2 separate regions of the Homo sapiens genome follow, and region 1 is linked to region 2. A link is a loop called in an ENCODE intact Hi-C map of the cell type or tissue named here. Cell type or tissue: PC-3. All regions are shown on one strand. Links, peaks and the distances in the headings refer to the core of each region. The heading gives the core; the rest is flanking DNA. Region 1 overlaps PTCHD1-AS (PTCHD1 and PHEX antisense RNA). Region 2 overlaps PTCHD1-AS (PTCHD1 and PHEX antisense RNA).

Region 1 (5,316 bases), core at 1-5,000, 79 kb before region 2:
TGCAAGAGATTATAGTCCTTGACACACTATGTTTTAGTGTTTTATTTTAAAGGACACAAAAATCTGAATAAAATGTGGATTTATACCTTTTTTTTTTTTTTTTAAATCACATTTACAATAAACTTTAATGGTGAATCAATGCAACCCAAAGCCAAGGTAGCCCTCTCCATTTGGTGATAAAATATTTGGATGAGAACAAAATAAAAATAACCATCATTTCTAGCATTGACCAAGTAAAATCAAATATAGTAGATGGTACTTCTTTTAAAAGAATTTAAAAATCTAGCAGAACGTGACAGAGTATTTTGTGTAAGGTATTCTTCCCCTCAGTATTTATTTATTAAAATTATAATTTTCAACCTATCTTTCCTTGAGGAATATTTGATGTTAAGGAACAGAAACCTATTCAGAGAAACTCAGATTAAAACTGAGTATACTGCAAGGATACAGGGATTCTCCGGAAATCTGATTACTGGAGTATAGCATGCCTTCACAGATTAGAATCCAATTATGTAATATGTTTTAGCTTTAGGTTTCAATAAAGCCATATCCACCAAAGCGTTCTTGTTAAGGGATGCATTTTAAATTAAATAAATGTTAATATATGTGGTACTACAATGCCGTGGGGACTATACCATTAGCAAATGTGAAATATCTCATCACCTGATTAAGAATGCACAGTGTTTTAGAAGTCCTCCATAGCAGCCATCTTATTTAGTCAGATTGCCCATTAATGCTTTGTTAAGATTATAGTCATCTTGAATTCTCACAACACTTATGACCTTCCAAGGACAGACTATGTTTAGTCACTGGGTTGTATTAACTGCTATTAACATCAGTGCTTATCTGAGATCTTCATCAGTTACAGCTGAAATGTGTGAGATGTACCTGCACACAGATGTGTTGGACTAATGGCCAGAAGGCAGCAAACCCTACCATTTTCCTTGTTATTTAAATATTTTTAATTCTGTCTCTGATGGCTTCCCCTGTCACCTCATGAGTAAGTAGGGCTAATACTGGCTGCAGCAAAATCACACTCTCCATTTATCATACTAATTGCAGTTTAATGAGGAGAGGCCCGAGGCTGGAAGACTTGTCTACGTAGAATACTATTGGAGTGGAGTTTATTATGGTTATTAGTACAGCCTGCGATAATTAAATTGCTTTACTAGATAGGTACTGTATTTATCATAAAGATTCACTATAGCAAAACTTTTGATGATATTCAAAGAGCAGTTTTGAAAGTCAAGTTCTCTGACGTTTTCTTTAGGAGAAATTCTAGTTTGGATCCCATTTTCCAATATTTCTCCTCAGAGCAGGACTGGCTACATCATCTGTGAAGCCCAGTTCAAAATGGAACTGCAGGGCCTCTTGTTGAACAAGCACAAAGGAAGTGTTAAAATATAAAGCTTTCTTCTTTCTTCTACGTATCCTCTTTGCTATTATGCATAATGCATACTTCATGGTCCCATTGGACTTTACTTGTAAAACACAAGTTCAAAGATAAAATCATTAAACATTTCAAAATAATGACAGCATGCAGCTCATCTGAGTGTGGTATCCTGTGTGAGTGCACAGACTGCACTTCTGTGAAGCTGAAAGAAAGAAGTGTAAATGGCAAACCATTTTTACAGAGTTGAGACTGAGCTAATCTTTTGCTAGACCTTGTCATGCAATATAGTATGAAGGAAGCCCAGTCAAATTTGGGAAACAGACAACTGGAGCTGAGGTTGGGGATAACCTTGAGGGCAACCAGGACAATGAAAACGAACCGGCAATAAGGACTAGTAACTTCCGTCTCAGTCAGGAAGCTGCCTGTTTCCTGCAAAGGCAGGAAGTCATTCCAAGATGTAGTCACATTAAAGTCCTTAGGAGGGAAAAAAAGAGCTAAGATAAAAGAATGAGAAGTAGTTTAAATTAACCAATAATTAAAGGTAGCTACTGTATTAACACAAACATGCTAGCATATTCCAACTGAATAATAAAATTTTCCAGATTTTCTGTTTTTTCCCTTCATGCACATTATTTAAATATTGCAGAATGCACTTGAATAAAAATATTCTAAACTGTATTGAAGAAGGTGGAGTGGTTTGTGTTGTGGCTAAACTGGGTTTTTCTTTGTTTAGTTTGATGACTAATCTCTTTCCTAATCATTGGACAAACTCAATAGGACCTAGTACATTATCCCACACATAAATGAAGTCGGTAAATGTTTATGGAAATAATTATATATAATTTACTCTCTACAATGAGTGACTAGTAGGCCTCTTAGGAATATGTTCCCAGGTACTGAACACTCATTGAAATCAGAGCACTAAAAGTACTCTACTTCCACTATGAAGTGGAAGGCAGATATTGTCCAAATATGGAACACCAGTAATAAATAAGCAAACAATGGCTCAGCTGAGAGACTATTCTGCTCTAATTTCCTGATGTAAGTTGTTATTTCACTGGTGAGTAACATCTTCTTGTCACAACATCATTTATAATAATAATAATGATGATCACACAGAATCACCTGTGAATGTCCTAGTCCCCATAGTTTAATATAGAACATCACTCAAATTTAAGTGAGGTCTTTGTTAAGTTCTGTAAATTGAGCTTATAAAGACAAACACTATTTGGAATATTTTTTGATGGCTTGATGGAGAAAGACATCTATTTATTCACTCAACAGTTATTTATCAAGTGCCTGAACAGTACTAGACCCTAAGAATATAACAGCAAATAAGACAGGGATGGTCTCTCTCTTCATGGAGTTTATAGACTGGTGGACTTCTAGAATAATGCTCAACACTATTAATTTCCATCAGGTCCACATGCCTGTGCCTTACAAATAATCATGCATTTGAAGATAGAATTGAACTGAAACTAGGCTTAGAGCAACTGGACATATTCTAAGCCAATTTCCAAAAGTTAATTAATTTAAGTGGCTTCCCCATTAGTTCAAAGAAAAAGAAGATAATAGGAGGGAAAAATACTGATAATTTTCTAAGTTGGACTAAGTTTGGTAAGTATAAAAAATGAAGTGTAGTTAATAGAGTGCAAAGCAGAAGATTTCCTCTTAACTCACAGTTATTATACATCATCATTAGAGAGGGGACTTGCTGGCTCCCTGTGCTAGATTAATAGCCCAGGCCTTCGTCTCTTTGACCCCAGCTGAAGTAAAAGCACCAGGCAACAGAAGCAGAACATGGAGTAAAATCTAGTATTTCATCTGGGCAGGGAAATTAAAAAGAGGAAGCACTTAAATTGTAGAGGAGAATGTTAAAGGGAGGGATGTTGCTCCTTTCTTTCCCTTGATAGTTCTACCCTTTGAGAACCAGCTGGCAGCTCCTGGATCACTAAGCTTAGTCATTCCTCTTTTCAATTATAGGAACATCCTATTAACAGGGAAATGGAGTCGGGAGAGTTATTTTAGTGAGAGAGAAGAAAAAGAGAAGGGGAATATTTTTCACATGGAGAAAAAGACCTCCACCAGGAAACAGGGAGTCCAATGCAAGGTAACACTTCCCTGCCCCGCTGTTTTCATTTTAAACTTGATGAAAGGAAACATTTCAAGGGGTTTAAAAAATAATAGAGAGCAGGCTTTGGAATATATAACTGTTGTCAGGAGAATTTATATTCTATTGCAGGAAATAGAAATAAATGGAGATATTTGAGATTATATGAGTAAATATTTGAGGTGTTTGTTTAAAGAATACACATGCCTTAGTACTGTTGTCAGAGAGAAAAAGTTGGATTGAATGTACCATGGGTTTTTTATGATTCTCTCAGCATCTCATCCATAATTTATGGTTTTAGTATATGTACAAGAAATGTAAATGCATCTGAAATTATTGTAACTCTCATATAGCCATGAGATATTGAACACTGTGATCCATAATTTGTCAGACCTCTCCACTTCCGTGGATCCATTATTTTATCAAAATACTCATTAAAATAAATGTTGCTTCTGACTCTATTATCATCATGTATCAAACTAAAAAAGGAAACAAAATTCTTAATTATGTTTTCAAAGTTAATCAGAGGGTGTGATATAATAAAAATCATATATTTGGTCTTTGTCCCTGATTCCTTGACAGGGGATTCCTAACTGCTTGGAATTTTCTGGGTGATAGGAGCATCTTTTGTTTCAGAGATGCCATTCTTGGTGGGCCATAGATAGCTTCAGGATGGGGGCTGGTTGCCAGAAAGGCCAAAGCATGATCAGAAGGTTGGAACTTTCAGCCTTAGCCTCCAACATTTGCCAATGGCCAGTCAATCATGCCTACATAATGAAACCTTTATAAAACCCCTAAAGAATGGGGTTCGGAGAGCTTCTTGATTGGCAAACACATGGAGGTGCTGAGAAGGTAGTTCACCTGGAAAGGGCATGGAAGCTCCTCCACCCCTTATACTTTGCCATATACATATCTTTCATTTGGCTGTTCCTGAGTTGTATCTTTTATAATAAGCCAGTAACAGTAGGTAAAGTACCTTCCTGAGTTCTGTGAGTTGTTCTAGCAAATTATCAAACATTGGAGGGGATCATGGGAATCCCCAGTTTATAGCTGATGGGTCAGAAGTGCAGATGGCAACCTGGTACTTGTGACTTGCATCTGAAGTGGGGGCAGTCTTGGGACTGAGCCCTCAACCTGTAGGGCCTGTGCTAACTCTAGGTAGTTTGTGCCAAAATTGAGTTGAATTCTAGGACATGCAGTTGGTGTCTGAATTGTTGCATAACTGGTTGTTGGTGTGAAAAAAACCCCACACATTTGGTATCAGAAGTGCTGTGAGTAAAAACCCTTCAGATGGCTATTCTTGAAGTTCTTCTCCCCGTGATAAAATATAAATCACTATCACAGTAATAATAATCTTAATGTGTTAGTATAACTGATTTTAGTAATTTACCACATTTCTTACTATGGGTGAACCAGGTTTAAAAATTAATTGTGGTAACTTGTCCTGGACCACTGGATTTTCTATTCTCTTTTGAGAAATCTTTAAAGACAGAAAATTTTACAATATAGAAAGTAGAGGAAGTTTTTAATGTCATGATAACATAAAGCTACTTGGATTTTCATTTCATACACTTCCAAAATAGTATCTTGAGAGATTCTCTTTTTTGATTGCACATCTAATATCAGAAATTCATTATTTTTATGCATATAGGTAATATGACGATTCTTTAAATGTATCTTAGAATGGGTTTTAGGTTCCATGGATAAAGATCTCAGAAATGCTTTGTAATCTTGGTTTCGTCATGGTTCTACGAGTGTGAATTTTAGTTGGTTCACCTCTTTGAAATGTCCATCCCTCTTCTCAAAATAGCTA
Region 2 (5,394 bases), core at 293-5,292:
CCTCATATACTTATCATTTTTTTGTGGTAAGAACATTTAAAGTCTACTGTTTTAGTGATTTTGAAATATGCAATAAATCATGATTAATTATAGTCACAATTCTGGGCAATAGATCACTAAAACTTTTTCTTCCTGTCTAAAATGTTGTACCCTGTGACCAACATCTCCCCGTTTCTCATCCTCCCTCCCAAACCCCCAACCCCCACACAGCCTTTGGTAACCACCATTGTACTCTCTATTCCTATGAGTTGGGCTTTTTTACATTTCACATGTGAATGACATCATGCAGTATTTGTCTTTTTGTGCCTGGCTTATTTCACTTGGCATAATGTCCTCCAGGTTCATACCTGTTGTTACAACTAACAGGATTTCCTTCTTTTTATAAAGACTAAGTAGTATTCCATTGTATATATATGCTATATTTTCCTTATCCATGCATCCAGTGATGAACACTTGGGTTGAGTCCTATCTTGGATAATGTGAATAATGCTGAAATGAACACAGGAGTGCAAATATATCTTTAACACACTGACTTAATATCCTTTGGATATATATCCAAAAGTGAGACTGCTGGATTACATGATAATTTTATTTTTAGTTTTTTGGGGAACCTCCATACTGTTTTCCATAATGGTTGTACTAATTTACATTCCCACCAACAGTGTGCAAGGGTCCCCTTTTCTCTGCATCCTTACCAACACCGATTATCTTTCATCTTTTTGATAACAGCCATCCTAACAAGAGAGAGGTGATATATTTCATTGTAGTTCTAATTTGCATTTCCCTGATGGTTACTGATGTTGAGCATCTTTGCATATACCAGTTGGCCATTTGTACGTCTTTCTTCACAAATACGTAGTTGGGTACTTTGCTCATTTTAAAAATCACATTTTTTGTTTTCTTATTATTGATTTTTCTGAGTTACTTATACGTTTTGCATATTAATTCCTTATCAGTTGTATGGCTTGAAAATGTATTCAATCATTTTGTAGTTTGCGTCTTTGTTGTTTCCTTTGCTGTTCAGAAGCTTTTTAGTTTGATGTAATCCCACTTGTCTATTTTTGCTTTTGTTGCCTGTGCTATTGGAGTTATATCCAGGAAATATTTACTCAGAATAATGTAATAGAGCATTTCTTCTATATTTTCTTCAAGTAGATTTATAGTTTCAAGTCTAATGTATAAGTATTTAATCCATTTTGAGTTGATATTTGTACATGGTGTGAGATGAGGGTCCCATTTTATTCTCCTGTGTGTGGATATGTAATTTTCTCTAACATTTTTTGAAATGTTTTCATTGTGGGTCCATTTTAAGCTTCCTATTCAATTTTTAAAATTCTGAGTTCTAAAATTTTTCTCATTTTATTTTTTATTTAAAAATATTTAATTGACAAAGACTGTATATATTCAAGGTGTACAACATGCTGATTTGATATACATATACATTGTATAACAATTATCACAATCAAATTAACAGTGCACAGCACGGGAGGTGATGAATGTGTTCACTAATTTTTTTTTTTTTTGAGATGGAGTCTTGCTCTGTCGCCCAGGCTGGAGTGCGGTGGCACGATCTTGGCTCAATGAAACCTCCGCCTCCTGGGTTCAAGCGATTCTCCTGCTTTAGCCTCCTGAGTAGCTGGGATTTCAGGTGTGTGCCACCATGCCCAACTAATTTTTTTGTATTTTTAGTAGAGACAGGTTTCACCATGTTGGTCAGGTTGGTCTCAAACTCCTGACCTTGTGATCCGCCCGCCCTGGCCTCCCAAAGTGCTGGGATTACAGGCGTGAGCCACCGCGCCCAGCCAAATTTTTTGTTATTTTAAATGCATTTCCTTTGTGTACATATGTGTAGCAAGATGTATCATCCCTAGAGAAAATCGCATAAAATATATAACAACAATAACTACTATAATTTAACATATCATGACATAACACAGCATGACATGACATAACAATTATAAAGATCACACATTTTTTATAATATCACAGCACAAGATAAGACTACCATACCACCAGTACCCCAGAAGCCATGTGCCTTTTCTCAATTTCATCAACTCACTGCCTCCACCCAGAGATAACTGCAATTCTGAGTTTTGTGACAATGCCATATTTGCTTTTCTTTATCGTTTTATTTGTAAATACCTAGTTTAGTTTTATTTGTTTTGGAAATTTATGTGAAATGAGTCATACTACAGTTATATTTTTTCATGTCTTGTTTTTTGTCTGCTCAATTTTATGTTTCTGAGATTTATCCAGGTTGTTGCATGTACTGTGTAGGTCCTTTATTTTCATTGCTGTGTGGGATCCAGTTGTATAAATAAACCATAATTGACTTGTTTATTTTCCTGATGATGGGCATAATTATGGATATGTTCATGAGCCTGAACAATACTATGGACATTCTTGCAGATATATTTGGGTGCATATGTACACACATTTCAGTCTGGTTACACCTAAGATTGGAATGGCTCGGTTGTACAATAGGCACATCTATCACTTTATTAAATAATGCCAAACTGATGTCTGAGATAGTTGAACAATTTATACTCATATCAGCACTGTATGTGTGTTCGTATTTCTCTGCATTTTCACCAGCTTTTACCAGTTGTCAAACTGTCAAATTTTTTCCAATCCGAAGTCTGTTTAGTGGTTCCTCATTGCAGTTGCAATTTTCTTCTCTTTGATTAAAAATGAGATTGAGCTGCTTTTTAACATGTTTATTTCCATTTGTATATATTCTTAGAAGTATCTTCTAAATTGTTTGCCCATTCTTCTATTGTATTTCTGTCTTGGTGTCTCACGATTTTTTAAAATTTATTTTGTATTTTTTAATTGACAAGTAAAAATTATGTATATTTACGGTATACACCATGCCACTTTAGAATGGCTAAATCAAGCTACATAACATAAGCATTACCTCACAAACATCATTTTTATGTGGTGAAAGCACTTAAAATCTACCCTGTTAACAATTTTCAAGTATAGAATATATTGTTATTAATTGTAGCCACTATGTGGTACAATACATGTCTTGGATTTATTTCTCCCATCTAATTGAAATTTTGTATCCTTTGACCAACATGTCCTCAATCTCCCCGCGCCCCCTCCAGGCTATGGTAACTACCATTAAACTTTCTTTTTCTATGAGTTTGAATCTTTCGTGTTCCACATATAAGTGAGATCATGTGGTATTTGTCTTTCTGTGCTTGCTTATTTCACTAAGCATAATGCTCTCCAGATTCATCCATGTTGTCACAAATCACAGAATTTTTTTCTATTTAAAAGTGGAATGATATTCCATTGTGTATATGTATCACATTTTCTTTATCCATTCATCCACTGATGCATACTTAGGTTGTTTACGTATCTCGGCTATTGTGAGTAATGCTGCAGTGAACATGGGAATAAAGATATCTCGTCAGTATATTGAATATATACCCAGTAGTGAGATTGCAGGATTATATTTTTCTTCTAATTTCAGTTTTTTTGAGGAACCTTCATGCTGGTTTTTTATGACTCTAAGTTACATTTCCACCTATAGCGCACAAAAAGGGTTTCCTTTTCTCCACGTCCTCACCAACACTTATTTTTCACATATTTTTATAATAGCCCTTCTAATAGGAATAAGATGATGTATCTCATTGTGGTTTTAGTTTGTGTTTCCCTGATGATTAGTGATGTAGAACACCATTTCATACAGCCATTGGACATTTGCATGTCTTCTTTAGAAAAATATCTATTCAGTTACTTTACCTGTTTTTAATTGGGTTATTTCCTTATAATTGAGTTAAGTTCCTTATACGTTTTGGATATTAGCTTCTTACCAGAGGTATAGTTTGTAAACATATTTTCCCATTACATATGTTGTCTCTTCCCATTCCATACATTATTGATTGTTCCCTTTGCTGTGCAGAAGCTTTTTAGTTTGATGTAATCCTGTTTGTCTATTTTTGCTTTTGTAGCCTGTGCTTTCGGGGTCATGTAAAAAAATCTTTGCCCAGGCCAATGTCATGGAGCTTTTCACTTATGTTTTCTTGTACTAGTTTTACAGCTTCAGGTCTTACATTTAAGTCTTTAATGAATTTGAGTTTATTTTTGCATACGGTGTGAGATGAGGGTCTAATTTCATTATGCTGCATATGGATATCTAGTTTTCCCAATGCCCTTTATTAAATAGACTGTCCTTTCCTCATTGTTTCTCCTTGGCGTCTTTATTGAAAATCAATTGACAGTAAATGTGTAGATTTATTCCTGGGCTCCGTATTCTGTTTTATAGGTCTATGTGTCTGTTTTTAGGCCAGTACCATGCTGTTTCAATTACCATATCCTTGTAGATTTTAAAATCAGGTAATGTGATGCCTCCAGCTTTGTTCTTTTAACTGAAGATTGCTTTGGCTTTTCTGGGTTTTTCGTGGTTCCGTATAAACTTTAGGATTTTTTTTCGATTTCCTTGAAATATGACATCGGAATTTTGATGAAGATTGCATTGAATTTGTAGATTGCTTTGGTAGTATAAACATTTCAACAATATTGATTCTTCCAGTCTGTGAACATGGAATGTCTTTCCATTTATTTGTGCCCTCTTCCATTTATTTCTTCAATATTTTATAGTTTCCAGTGTACAGATCTTTCACTTCCTTGGTTAAATTGATTCCTAAGTATTGTATTTTATTTGTAGCTATTATAAATGGAATTGTTTTCTTGATTTATTTTTTAGATAGTTCATTGTTAGTGCATACAAATGCTACTGATTTTCATATGTTGACTTTGTACCTTGCATCTTTACTGAATTTCTTTATTAGTTCTAAGTGTTCTTTTTTGTTGGAGTCTTCATTGTTTTCTAAGAATAAGTTAATGTCATCTGCAAGCAAACAGAGACAAATAACTTCTTCCTTTCTGACTTAGATGTCTTTTATTTCTTTCTCTTGCCTAACTCCTCTGGCTAGGACATCCAGTACTACATTGAATAAAAATTGCAAGAGTGGACATCCTTGTCTTGTTCCTCACCTTAGGAGAAAAGTTTTCAATGTGGCATTGTTGCATAAGATGTTAGCTGTTGGCTCATTGTAACTTTGTTGAGGCGCTTTCCTCTTATGCCTAATTTTTTCAGAGTTTGTAGTATGTTACATTTTGTTAAATGCCTTTCCTCCATCTATTGACGTAATTATATGGTTTTTGTCCTTCATTCTATTAATGTGGTGTATCACATTGATTGATTTGCATATGTTGAACCATCCTTGAATCCAAGGTATAAATCCCACTTGATGATGGTGAATTATTCTTTTAATATGTTTTTGAATTTAGTTTGCTAATATTTTTGAGGATTTTTATGTCTATGGTCATTCTTGTAGTATCTTTGTTTGGCTTTCTTCTCAAGGTAATGCTGGCCTTGTA

The links. Hi-C counts contacts between places; a loop is a spot of excess contacts. Peaks named below come from ENCODE experiments on the same cell type or tissue, not always from the same donor. Only the 100,000 strongest peaks of a DNase experiment are listed, where the experiment ranks them.
Region 1: a loop joins it to region 2, with 6 times the contacts of the local background. A loop is called at or near these places in 1 of 110 quality-filtered maps.

What each region holds. Positions count from the first base shown.
Region 1 is chrX:22,886,444-22,891,759 of GRCh38, reverse strand. All of the region lies in intron 3 of PTCHD1-AS (PTCHD1 and PHEX antisense RNA), which reads left to right. Among named protein-coding and RNA genes, the nearest start is that of DDX53, 110 kb to the left of the region's middle. In PC-3, for the core only: no CTCF peak of the experiment used is centred there; no DNase peak of the experiment used is centred there; H3K27ac peaks cover 2,093 bases.
Region 2 is chrX:22,808,109-22,813,502 of GRCh38, reverse strand. The region is part of intron 3 of PTCHD1-AS (PTCHD1 and PHEX antisense RNA); the gene reads left to right. Among named protein-coding and RNA genes, the nearest start is that of DDX53, 190 kb to the left of the region's middle. In PC-3, for the core only: no CTCF peak of the experiment used is centred there; no DNase peak of the experiment used is centred there.